Linked DNA regions of Mus musculus: region 1 is linked to region 2. A link is a loop called in an ENCODE intact Hi-C map of the cell type or tissue named here. Cell type or tissue: left cerebral cortex. All regions are shown on one strand. Each heading gives the region's core, and the rest is flanking DNA. Links, peaks and the distances in the headings are about the cores only. Region 1 holds the start of Rexo2 (RNA exonuclease 2). Region 2 overlaps Gm51672 (a long non-coding RNA gene).

Evidence for each region. Hi-C counts contacts between places; a loop is a spot of excess contacts. Peaks named below come from ENCODE experiments on the same cell type or tissue, not always from the same donor. Only the 100,000 strongest peaks of a DNase experiment are listed, where the experiment ranks them.
Region 1: a loop joins it to region 2, with 2.5 times the contacts of the local background. A loop is called at or near these places in 2 of 42 quality-filtered maps.

What each region holds. Positions count from the first base shown.
Region 1 is chr9:48,478,890-48,481,800 of GRCm38, reverse strand. It overlaps Rexo2 (RNA exonuclease 2), which reads left to right and starts at 1,190. Exons shown (of 7, transcript NM_024233.4): 1 at 1,190-1,394; 2 at 2,408-2,491. The coding sequence starts at 1,248. In left cerebral cortex, for the core only: no CTCF peak of the experiment used is centred there; DNase peaks (open chromatin) are centred at 466, 1,121 and 1,712; H3K4me3 peaks cover 1,859 bases; H3K27ac peaks cover 508 bases.
Region 2 is chr9:48,265,149-48,268,059 of GRCm38, reverse strand. It overlaps Gm51672 (a long non-coding RNA gene), which reads left to right. Exons shown (of 4, transcript XR_003948154.1): 4 at 1-2,911. It also overlaps a transcript of Nxpe4 not described here. Among named protein-coding and RNA genes, the nearest start is that of Gm51672, 17 kb to the left of the region's middle. In left cerebral cortex, for the core only: a CTCF peak has its summit at 1,233; DNase peaks (open chromatin) are centred at 862 and 1,210; H3K4me3 peaks cover 1,087 bases.

The DNA.
Region 1 (2,911 bases), core at 305-2,804, 210 kb before region 2:
CCTTCCTATGAGTAGGGCCACAAATGATTACAAACTTAACAGTATGTTCTACTAGGTAATGCCGTTATAATATACATACCCATTCTGCAGTAAAATTGAACATGTAATTTGACACCCGTTTCCATGATTTTTTCCGTTTCTCTGGCCAAGCTTGGCAGGTCACCGGTGGAGTAGCTGAAATCCACTTGTAGGTTGCAGCATCCTTAAAGCTTTGATTAGGCAACAATGTTTGTCTCACAAAACCAGCTCACCGGGTAGGAATAACTATGCCACCAACCACAAGCTCTGTAATTACTGGCAACACAGCTTTCAGAAAAAGACACAGAGTATGTGATTCAAGACTGAGCACGTTTGTGACAAAATTGCCCTTTGCAGAGGCGTTTGCTACTGAGCTAAAATATAAGATCTCCGCAGAGGCCCCTTCGAGCGTAGGTGATGAAAACCGTATCTATTGTGGGAGATTAAGGACCCGTCTATTAAAACCAGAGCGATCGGCAAAGGCAGAGCGCAGGACAGAGCAGGCAGAGCTATTCCAACTCTCTTTAGTGGGCTGCAAAAGGTAGAATAGTATACGATCTAACAACCGAAACACAGCCTACACGTCCTGGCATCCTAGAAAACGAGACAAGGCTTCTGCCAATAATGGGAAAGGAACATTTATGGAACACCTGATATGTGCGAAGTCATCTTTCAGAAAAGAGACCATTTAAGGACTCCTAAACGGTGATGGCGGAATTGGCCTTGTAGCTCAAAAGAGCACGTCACTCGGATTCCAAGTAAATAAGAAATATACTCAATACGCGGAAGGGAGGGGCAGGTAAAAAAAAAAAAAAAAAGAAAAACTGAGGGAGGTAGCAGTAAGGAAAAGGTAGATTTAAAACAATTCTTAAACATATAACCATATTTTTCAAAGTAAAGCCTCTTCAACTTCGCAGCTTAGAACTAATAAAAACTCAGGAATGATATCTCCTGGAAACAGACAAACTTTAGCGGTGAAATACTAGCAAGTCCCTTAACATCCGAAAACACGTGGCGGGGGAGGGGAGCAGGAGGCTGGACCAAGGACTCCTACTCCCATCAGCCCTTTCGGCAGCCGAGAGTAGCTGTGGAGGGCGAGCCGACGCCTCGCATGCCGGGGCTTGTAGTCTTCTCCCGGCACCTCCCCGTGGGTTTGCGACGTTTAGCGACTGTGGCGCCTGCGCGCGCTGGGCCGGCGGGGCTGGGGCCGTGGCGGCTCGTGCCGGGTGATGCTAGGCGTATCCCTGGGCGCCAGGCTGTTGCGGGGCGTGGGTGGCAGGCGCGGGCAGTTCGGGGCGCGAGGTGTCAGCGAAGGTAGCGCAGCCATGGCGGCAGGGGAGAGCATGGCTCAGCGAATGGTCTGGGTGGACCTGGAGGTGAGAGTGCGGCCGGGGCGAGGAGGGTGCGGGGAGGCGAGCGCAGATTCGCGCGTGGGACCGAGGGACTCCCCTGTCCCGGGAAGCAGCAGGGATCTGGGTGTCAGGTGCGACAGGTGAGCACGGCCCCAGGAGCCCCGAGTCAAGAGTTTTTGCGGGGTCTGGGACTGTCCCTGGACTGTGGGGTTTCTTTCCATCTGGGTGGAGCCGTCCATGTGTCTCCCCTCTCCCTAGCCTCGACCTCCACCCAGAAGTGAATTTGTGTTACGCGTTAGTGACTCTGAGGATCGTGGGTGAGAGTTGGGGCAGCGACTCTGAGCCCTGCTCCGTCCCCACCTCCTAGCCTTAAAAGACTAGGTTGCTTAAGCTAGGACTCAGGAGATGACTCAGCCTTACCCCTCATTCCATAAAAGAGAAAATTGAGGCCCCATTGGAAGATTCAGGTTACCCATTTTAGTTTTAACGCATTCATACCTAGGCCTCTCTTGAACTCCAGTTTTCTGCTTACGAACTGAGTTCATTTGTTAACTTTTTTTGTTGTTGTTGTTGTTGGGAAAACTTCGGAAACCATTGTAAACCTCCGAGAGGTAACGTTCGTGAGCTCACTTTTCTGTAGTCAAGTTTTCATCCTGCTTATTTTGAGTCTGTTCCCAGGACAAATGTGTTTGACAGTAGCTGGCCCGCCCGCAGGAAGTGCCTTTAGCAGTCTCTGAGCACTCAGAACTTAATACCCTGAGTACTGCCCAGACCATTACTGGTCATAGAATGTGAGCTGGGTCCACACAAAGGAATCTCTGTCAAGTAAACTTGGGCAGCACGCCTTTAATCCTAGCACTTGGGAGGCAGAGGCAGGTGGATTTCTGAGTTCGAGGCCAGCCTGGTCTACAGAGTGAGTTCCAGGACAGCCAGGGCTACACAGAGAAACCCTGTCTCAAAAAAATAAAACAAAAACAAAACAAAACAAAAGGTGGTTTCATGTGTTTGTTATATGCTTGTTTATTTATGTTTTACAGATGACAGGATTGGATATTGAGAAGGATCAGATTATTGAGATGGCCTGCCTGATAACTGACTCTGATCTTAACATTTTGGCTGAAGTAGGTGATGCCGTGTAAATACATTCATACCACTTAAAGGGCATTGGGGATCTAAAGGTGCCTTCATCTGATCTCACTGAAAAACGTAGCAGATTGAGGTCTGTGTAGATTAAGGCCCAGTGCTATATTACTAGGACAATGTAATATAATATGTTAGAGTTGGTATTGGAACCAACATAATCCACTTCATAACCGGATTAAGTTTTCAGTTGAAATTGACAGAACTCCCCCTCCCCCAAGGCTACAACAGTTCTGCAGGGTTTACACGTGTATTCTTAGTCCTCATGATGATAAGATAGGCTCTGTTAATGATGTTCATTGTCCACCGGAAGATATTGGGTTACAAGAGATTTGGGGGACTTGCTCAAGAGCATTTGGCTAGGTATTGGGGAAGCTGGTTAAACTACTCTCTAAACACAG
Region 2 (2,911 bases), core at 207-2,706:
GTAACACTTCTCTAAAACTGCAAACAGTCCCCTCTCCAACGCAAACTTTTTAATCAAGGAGGCTGCCTTCCACATCCTTTCCTAATAGAGCTTGGCCTCCATCCACCAACATTAATCACTCCAAGATGGCCCGAGAACCTATGTAATGTCACCGCCTAATTCTTTTATTAAAGGTCGTTGGTCTTTGACTGAGAAGATGTGTTTTGTCTCCCATCCCCAGCCATCTGCCCCACAGTCTGAGTCTAAAGACGTCTATTCTCTCATCAAGGACAGTTGGAGACCTCTGCTGAGCCCCTTGTCTTTGAAACCTCTCTAAAGTCCCAAGACGCTTTGAAATGCAGCACATTTTGGCCAAGGCGCTTGAATGTAGCAGAAGTCTCCAAAAGACACATTCAGCTCTGGAACCTGACTTTTCCACTTTCTTTGGTAGGGGTTGGAATATGAAAACACCGCACTTTGCAAACTAGCATTTTTGGGGAAGGTATTCAATTTGCGATTGTCCCCGGGAAAGCACTATCCTGAGCTATAGCCAGGATATACAGCCAGGAACTGTTTTCTCACTGGCCAAACTTTGGAGACTGGTAAGTACAAAGGACTTTGCCGCTAAGGATCGTAAACAACGGAGTTGATGAAAGTTTGTTGAGCAATAATGTCTGACCCAGGAACACGGTGCAATACAGTTTGGAGCTACCAGGCATGTCCGGGGACGCTGGAGGGAGAAGAACGGTTCAGAGAGCAGTGGCTCCTGAGGACCGCCCAGTGGATGTTCTAATGGGTGGAGAGGAGCTTTCCACGTGACGTCCCTGAGCTGCTCATGGAATGGGACTGTGGTGGGAAGCCTCAGGCTGGACCAGTGTGCTCGGCAGAGCTTGCCAGTCAAGTGTACAAGGGACGCGTGTGCACGTGTGTGAGCGCGCCTGGGCAGGTTAGCGTGGTGTGTGGTTCGTAACAGATTCTTTGGAGCTTCTCTCTGTGCACATATCCCATGCAGTCTGCAAAGCAATGAGGCTTATTTAACATTCACTGTGGGACAAATAAGAGAAAATTAAAAGAGCAATTTTAGGAGGGAATAATTGTTTTCCATACACTATAATTACAACTGCCTGTAAATGCCGCTATCATAAACGAATCTGCCGTTTAGAGTTCTCTTAAATTCTTTCCGTAATGAACACGCTCTGAAGGCGGGAGACCTCGGCGGCGCTCCAGTTGGGGATGCTGGGCCTGCACTGACCCCTGGCGTCTGCCTTGGGCAGAGATCTCCCACCGCAGGCACAAAGCCTGGTACCCAGCTGGGCGAACTCCCTTGTCCTTTTCTGTCCTTGGCTTTACAAACATCCCGGAGACCCTTGGGACAGGAGTAAATCTTAGAATCTCTGACTTCCAAGGTCTCCTGAGGCGATTTTTATAATATTTGCGTCGACATTGTTTCTCCTCTCTGGCTCTCTTCCTCAGCAAACAGCACCTTTCAATTGCCACTCAAAAACCTAAAGGTCATTTCTGATCATCCCTTCTTTCCTACCATAGGGGTGAGCAAGCCAGGACCCCTCAGACACCGAGACTTGGTGACGGTGTGCCTCCGATGGATCTCTCCATCCATCCCGGAGAGACACCAGCCACCACCACCCTCCCTGGATAGTACACATCAGCCTCTGAGTGACTTTCTTGCTTGAGACTTAGTGTCTCCAGGGATCTTCCACTTTTTAACTTACGAAATTTATTCCTCAAGTAACCTTTGATGAACCAGAAAGACTGCTGTTAATTACTTTTAATAAGTCATGGTGTGAACTTGGCACAATCACTTGGGCAATCTTCCTCTTTGTTAGGGTTGGGGCAAGAACAGGGCTTTTCTATCTTTTCTTTTTAAGGCTTTCCATTATCAATTCCCTTAGTGCCCCGCCCTTTCCCTTTGTTTCCAGAGAAATCTCTTAGACCAAATAAACTCGATGATTAAAATAAAATTATTTCCTGCTTTTCATGAAAGACAGAGCTGACTGATAATTGGGGCATCTGGTCAGGAGAAGATAACCAACATTATCATAAAGAATGAACATAATCCCAGCCAAAGGCAGAGCAACAGTCCGATAGTTTATCTAGCCAGTGCAGTCTTATCAAGACAAAATCTAGCATCTCTGTTAGCTTTTCAAAAAATTGAGAAAAGCACATAGCTTCAGATTTCGGCTATCCTAGATCCTCTGTGATAGTCTGAAGGAAGTGACTCTTGGGGTTTAAACTGCTCTGGGATTCTAAGTGTCAGCCGCACTCACACGCTGCAGTATTCTTGGCATTCTCTCGGTGAGCATAGCCCTTCTTCCTTAATTGCACCTGGTCCATAAATAAATATTCCATCTCCAATGCCAGCTCTAATTAATTAAAATTGGGAGGAGTTCACCATGCCACTTGCAAATTGAGCATATATGTGTAAAGATCTCAGAACAAATTAATTTCACATAGATTTAATGATTGATTACTTAATGCATGCTAATTAAATGTTTGGGGGAGGGGACAAAGAGTCTAATTAGTATTAATTTTTACATTGCCAAGTTCTACTTCCAATTTCTCTTTTTCCTTTTTTGGCCACTCGTTATCTGAACACTGCCACTTTCCTTTGATGTTATGCTCTGTTCTTTGTCTTTCCTCTTCCTTCTTTACTGAAAGGCTTATCATTCCTCTCAGGTATAGGGCTGTGTTCTTGAAGCAAGCAGTCACGTTCCACTTGCTCATTCTCTTTCTCCACATTGCAAATCTGGGTTCTTAAAGAATAAGGATACGACTTCTTCCCAGTTAATCAATTAACATCAATTGCTCTCTTTTCTCTGTCTCCTCCCCTTCCTTCTTCCCTCTCCTTTTCTCCAAAACTAGGTATACAGTTCTTAATGGTCTCATAAGCAGAAGTAGAGGGAAGGGGACCAGA